Linked DNA regions of Homo sapiens: region 2 is linked to region 1. The links are chromatin loops, found by intact Hi-C in ENCODE. Cell type or tissue: heart right ventricle. All regions are shown on one strand.

Evidence for each region. Peaks named below come from ENCODE experiments on the same cell type or tissue, not always from the same donor. Only the 100,000 strongest peaks of a DNase experiment are listed, where the experiment ranks them.
Region 2: a loop joins it to region 1, with 2.2 times the contacts of the local background. A loop is called at or near these places in 7 of 110 quality-filtered maps.

Annotation. Positions count from the first base shown.
Region 1 is chr12:124,368,490-124,370,989 of GRCh38, forward strand. The region is part of intron 22 of NCOR2 (nuclear receptor corepressor 2); the gene reads right to left. Among named protein-coding and RNA genes, the nearest start is that of MIR6880, 32 kb to the left of the region's middle. RefSeq lists an enhancer at 596-1,097. In heart right ventricle, CTCF peaks have their summits at 1,080 (motif pointing right) and 1,279; a DNase peak (open chromatin) is centred at 1,192; H3K27ac peaks cover 2,500 bases.
Region 2 is chr12:124,456,653-124,459,152 of GRCh38, forward strand. It overlaps NCOR2 (nuclear receptor corepressor 2), which reads right to left. Exons shown (of 49, transcript NM_006312.6): 8 at 454-510. Among named protein-coding and RNA genes, the nearest start is that of NCOR2, 110 kb to the right of the region's middle. RefSeq lists silencers at 215-344, 375-434. In heart right ventricle, no CTCF peak of the experiment used is centred here; DNase peaks (open chromatin) are centred at 989 and 1,469; H3K4me3 peaks cover 1,314 bases; H3K27ac peaks cover 2,315 bases.

The sequences.
Region 1 (2,500 bases):
CCCTGACCCGTCACTTCCACCCGTGGGGCCTGCCCACCTCTCTGACCTCTCCGCCCTCTCTGCCCTGGGCTGCTCACTCCACTCTACACCCTGCTATAGGCCTCTCTGCTGTCCACTGGACATACGCTCATGCGGCCACAGGGCCTTTGCACTGGTGGTTCCCAGGGGGTCTGGCTTTCCCTCACACTAAGGCTCTCATTGCCCTCCAATGTCACCTCCCCAGAGGCCCTCCCTGCCTGACCAGCCCACTCTCCCCTGCTCCCCATGCCCCATCTGCCCATCACCCACTCATCCCGTAAACAATGGTTTCCTTCTCCATGCCCTCACTAGAATGTAAGTGCCTGGAGTCAGGGCCTTGTCTGTGCAGTTTCCAGCGCCCCCGGCGCCTGGCGCATGCTGGTGCCATCAGTCACTTGCAGAATAAAGTAACAAAGGTGAAATTGCTGTTATGATCTTCCAAAATGCCAGAGGGACAGCTGAAGGAGCTGCACTCCAGCCCCCTCTTGGGGTGACCTCTAGGGGGTGTCCCAAAGCAGATCCAAAGGAGGGCAGCTAATCTCTGAGCGCCCACTGTGGCCCGTCATTAACTGAGTTATTCTTGCAATAAGCCATCCACGCCCACCTTACAGATGAGAAAACTGAGGCTTGGGGGAGGGGACTCCCAAGGCCAGGCCCTGCCAAAAAAGCACCCAGGCACCTTCTCTGAAGAGTAAGAGAGGGGAAGGCAGGCAGGCTCGGGGTTTTGCAATTGAAGCCACTATCTCTGGTCGTCTGCCAAGAAAACACCCAGGCAGAGCCACCTCGAAGAAAGTGCCAGCGGGCCGAAGGAGAATGTGATTTTCTCTCTCCCAAAGTCACCGGGGCGGGGGGCCAGATGAGAGTCATCTTGCGTCCATCCAGGAACACAGAGCTCCCCCACTGGGGCTGCCAGGCAGGAGGGATGATACTGGGCGGGCAGCCAGGAGCAGGGGTCGCCTGGGGGGCCCGCCCGTCCCACCAGCCCTTCCCGGGAGGCCCTGGCTGCCAGGGCCTACTCTGACGCATCTCGTCCGCGTCCTCCAGCGTCCGCCCGGCCCTGCGCAGTCGTGGCCGGCAGAGGGAGGGGTGGCGGGCTGCCGGCCAGGACGAGGTCAGCAGGCTGGCCAGAGTCCAGCCTCGTTCACTGAGAGGGCAAAGCAGGCCCCAAGGGCGGGGGCCTGGGCCTAGTCGCACAGGGCGGGACAAACCAGGTGTCCTGACTCCCAGCCGAGGACTCCTGCACCCGGGGGCTGTGTGCTGGACACTGGGCAAGGGGTGGACGTACGCCAGGCCCAGCTCGGGGAGGGAGGACACGGCCCTGGGCGGGGCTGCAGGGGAGAGGACGGGAGGCTGCAAGTGCCCTGCGGGGCCTCAGGCCTAGCCTGAGTGTTCTGGGGACGGACAGGATGCAAGCTGATCCCCCGGCTCCCCAGTCCGGGGCCAGCCACATGGACCCAAAATACAGACTCTGGGAGGCAGCTTATCAATGGGGCTGCCCCATGACCTCAGCGGTCCCCCGGCGAAGGCAGAAACATGTGTTTCTATGACTCTGTCCCCACAGCCAGCAGGAGCGGGGCGGGGAGCCGTCTGCCCTGACCCCGCTATCCAGGCACAATGGCCCTGGCTGCCTGCCTCCAGGGCAGACCCAGCCACACCATGAACACTGTTTTCCAAGCTGGGACTGTCGGGCAAGAAGCTCAGGGATTTGGTGCCCTCAGAAACCCGCAGGCCAGGCCTTTGCTCATCACAGGGTCAGGGTCAGGCCGTCCACTTCTCACACGCATGGGCGCGGTTCCTGTTGGCAGTGGTTCCTGGGGACCCTGAGATTTTGTTTTGTGGAACCTATAGAGATCCGGGTGAACCTCAGTTCCTAGGGAATGTCCTAGGACTTCCCCCTTTAACATGGCCCAGGGTGAACCCCAGGGCAGAGACAAGGGCCCCGCATGACCCTGCGGGTCTGATTTTCCTCCCTCGCTTGCTCTGCCCAGGACCATTCCAAGGGACTTGGGAGGGGAGAAAACAGACCACACTGTAGTTGAAATAAAATGGCCTGCCTGCCCCACCAGAAAACAATTCCTCCAGCCATCCAGATGTGAGCAGGACGCAGTCTCCGCGGGTCTGCCCTCTGCCAACCGAGATTGGCCCTAACTTGGGTAGCCATCTTTGGTTCTGGGCTGGAGGCCTTGAGGCCCAAAGCATCTGTGCTGAAAATGGGTAAAAGGTGGCATTCTCAGGGATGTGGGGTCACCCAGGCCAGGAGCAAAGACAGAGGCCAGAAAGGAAAGAACACACCTCAGAGACATCAACACCCAAACAGGACGACACTGGGGTCCTCCAGGCCACCCCAGCTGGAGAGGAATTTGCAAGGGGAACCTCTGCACCTGTGATCCAAGGTGATCACCTGTGATCCTGAGCCCTGGACCCTTGGCTGATGGGAGATGAGCCACCAAAAACATGTTGAACCTGTGGCTTTTCCCCAACC
Region 2 (2,500 bases), 88 kb after region 1:
TACAGATGAGGAAACTGAAGCACAGGGAGGGTAACAGACCCGCTCAGGGTCACACCGCCATGAAGCGGTGCACCTGGGAGTGGACCGAGATTGTGTGACCCAGAGAACCGGCTCTCCGCGCTCAGCTGGAGCAAGCGCACCGGCCTACGGATGTGTGACTCTCCTCACAGCCCGAGCGGCCGGGCTTCACGGTATGCACAGGAGTGCGCAGGTGGCCCCGGAGGCGCTCGCTGCCAAGACTCCCCACCCCCACCCAGCCCAGCCAGGCCCGCCCACCCGCTATCTGCCGTCCTCTCATCAGGAAGGTGGGTTTCCTGCTTCCTCCGCGGACGCCGCCTGGGCAGCGCTTGGTAATAGATGACTTCCTCCTCCGCCGCACCCTCCCGCCTCCCTGCCCACCTCTCCAGCCACCCCCGCCCTCCCCTGAGCCCCTGACCCTGTACCCCAGCTCACCAGCTCCACCTGGGGCCCCAGGCCTTCCAGAATCCGATGTGCAGCTTCAGCCTTCTTCTGCAGGGTGATGGCGAAGAGGAGGAATTTTTTTAAAAAACAAAAAAACACAGATTATAAATAGAGGCTTCCCGGAGCAGCGGGCACCTGCCCAGCCCAGTCCAGCATGCTGATCCTCAGCACGGGGGAGGGAGGCCCGGGGCCCCCTGCAGGCCCTCCCCACGCTGGAAAAAAACACAGAGGAGCCTCAATACCCCCACAGCGGCCCCAGCAAGCCAGCCAAGTTTCGATTTTAGCAAATGCGCCGGGTCCACTGAAGCCTGCTCCCCGGCAGGCGCGCAGGCCTCGCTCCCCCAGGGCCCAGCGACGTGGGCACCGCTCCCCACCAGCCCAGCCGACACTGCCAGCCCTGAGATGCCTTCCCTCACCCTGGAAGCTGGTTGGGTTGTCTACAATTACCTCAGAGCTAGTGCAGCCAGCGAGGGAAGGAGGAGGAGGAGGAGGAGGGAGGGTGAGATAGAGGCGCTCGGAGATACCCTTTCTAGGATTCTTGTGTTTCACAATCATGTGATTATTTCTGGGCTGCCCCGGGGCCTCCCCGCCTCCTCCCCACTCACAACTGGGGACTTATTAGGAAAACAGGAACATGTGGCGCAGGGCTCGGTGGCCGCTCCATCAATAGGCTGGACCTCCGGGCCCCCACCCCGGCCCTCGGTGTGAAGGCAGACATTGTGCCTCGGCCAGGCCCACCAGCCCGCAGCCTGGGACCACCAGGGTCCACTCACAGGAGGCCTGGAGGGCAGCCCAGGCCAGCCGGGTACAGGGAGGTGGGGGGCGGAGGGGCTCCTGAAGGTGGCTTCATGGGGGCTGTGGCGGAGGGCAGGGGCAGAATTTGCGTGGGTTTGGGTGCCCCCTGCACCAGGCTAAACTGCGTGTGTGCTGGCAAATGGGTGTTCACAGGCTGGCACGCGGGCGAGCCCCTGCTGTGACTCAGCTGCATTGGGGCAGCCACTCAGTATTTGGCAAGGACTAGGCGGACAGGCCGCAGAAGTCACCATCACCATACTGAAACTGTCCCCAGTGACCCCAAACCAGATTGGCCAAAAGGAGGTGACCCCAAGCCCTGGGAAATGTGGCTGCCAACAAAAATTTGACGCAGCCTTTGCCAAGATCTCCTCGCAGGGCGGAGGTGCCCAGGCTCCCGGGCTGCAGCAGAGAGAGGAGGGCGTGGCAGGCCAGCATCACTCCCCCTCCCCAGCCCCCGGAGAAAGACAGCAGGTATGTAGGTGGGCTCAAGCTGGAACCTAGAGCTGCCTCCGCCTACAGCCCAGAGCCCGGCCCACCAAGAGCAGAGCCATGCTCTTGGCCACCTTCAGGCTGAGCCAAAACCCCGAGACCTGCAGCCTCAAGGTGCGGCTGGGGGCCAGAAGAGCAGGGGAGAACTATTACAGCGATGGTCACTTCTCCAAGCACCTGCCATGAGCCAAGCGTCGGGCATACGGTGTGTTCTTAACATGTCAATTGCGCATAAGCGCCATGGGAGGTACAGGCAGGAGTAGCCCCATCTCACAGATGGTGAAACTGAGGCACAGAAACAAAACACAGGGAAGAAGCCCTTCTTATGACCTCCAGGATCCACGGACAGAGGAAGCCAAGGGCCAGGTCCCATGCAGGACCACCCCTAGGCTTGGGACTAGTATTTCCGGTGGATGGGGGCAGACATCACCCGGAGAGTCAATGTCCCAGCCACACCCTCGAAGCAGGAAAGAGTCTGCCCTGGGGTACTGAAGATGGGAGAACCCCTAAGCCAGGCCCAGTGAAGGACTGGGTATGGGGTAGCATGGGGGCAGGGCAGCTCCCAAACACTGGGACCTGGGGAGAGACATGGAATGAATGAGACCTGGCCCCTGCCTGGAATAAACCCAAACAATGGCTGTTGGTTAAGAGCAGTAACAGCAGATTAGTATGCTCAGGCAGATAAAGGTATGTGTGAAAGTGGGGCACAAGTCACTCTCCCAAAAAGGTAACAGGAGGGCTATATAGGCTGGGT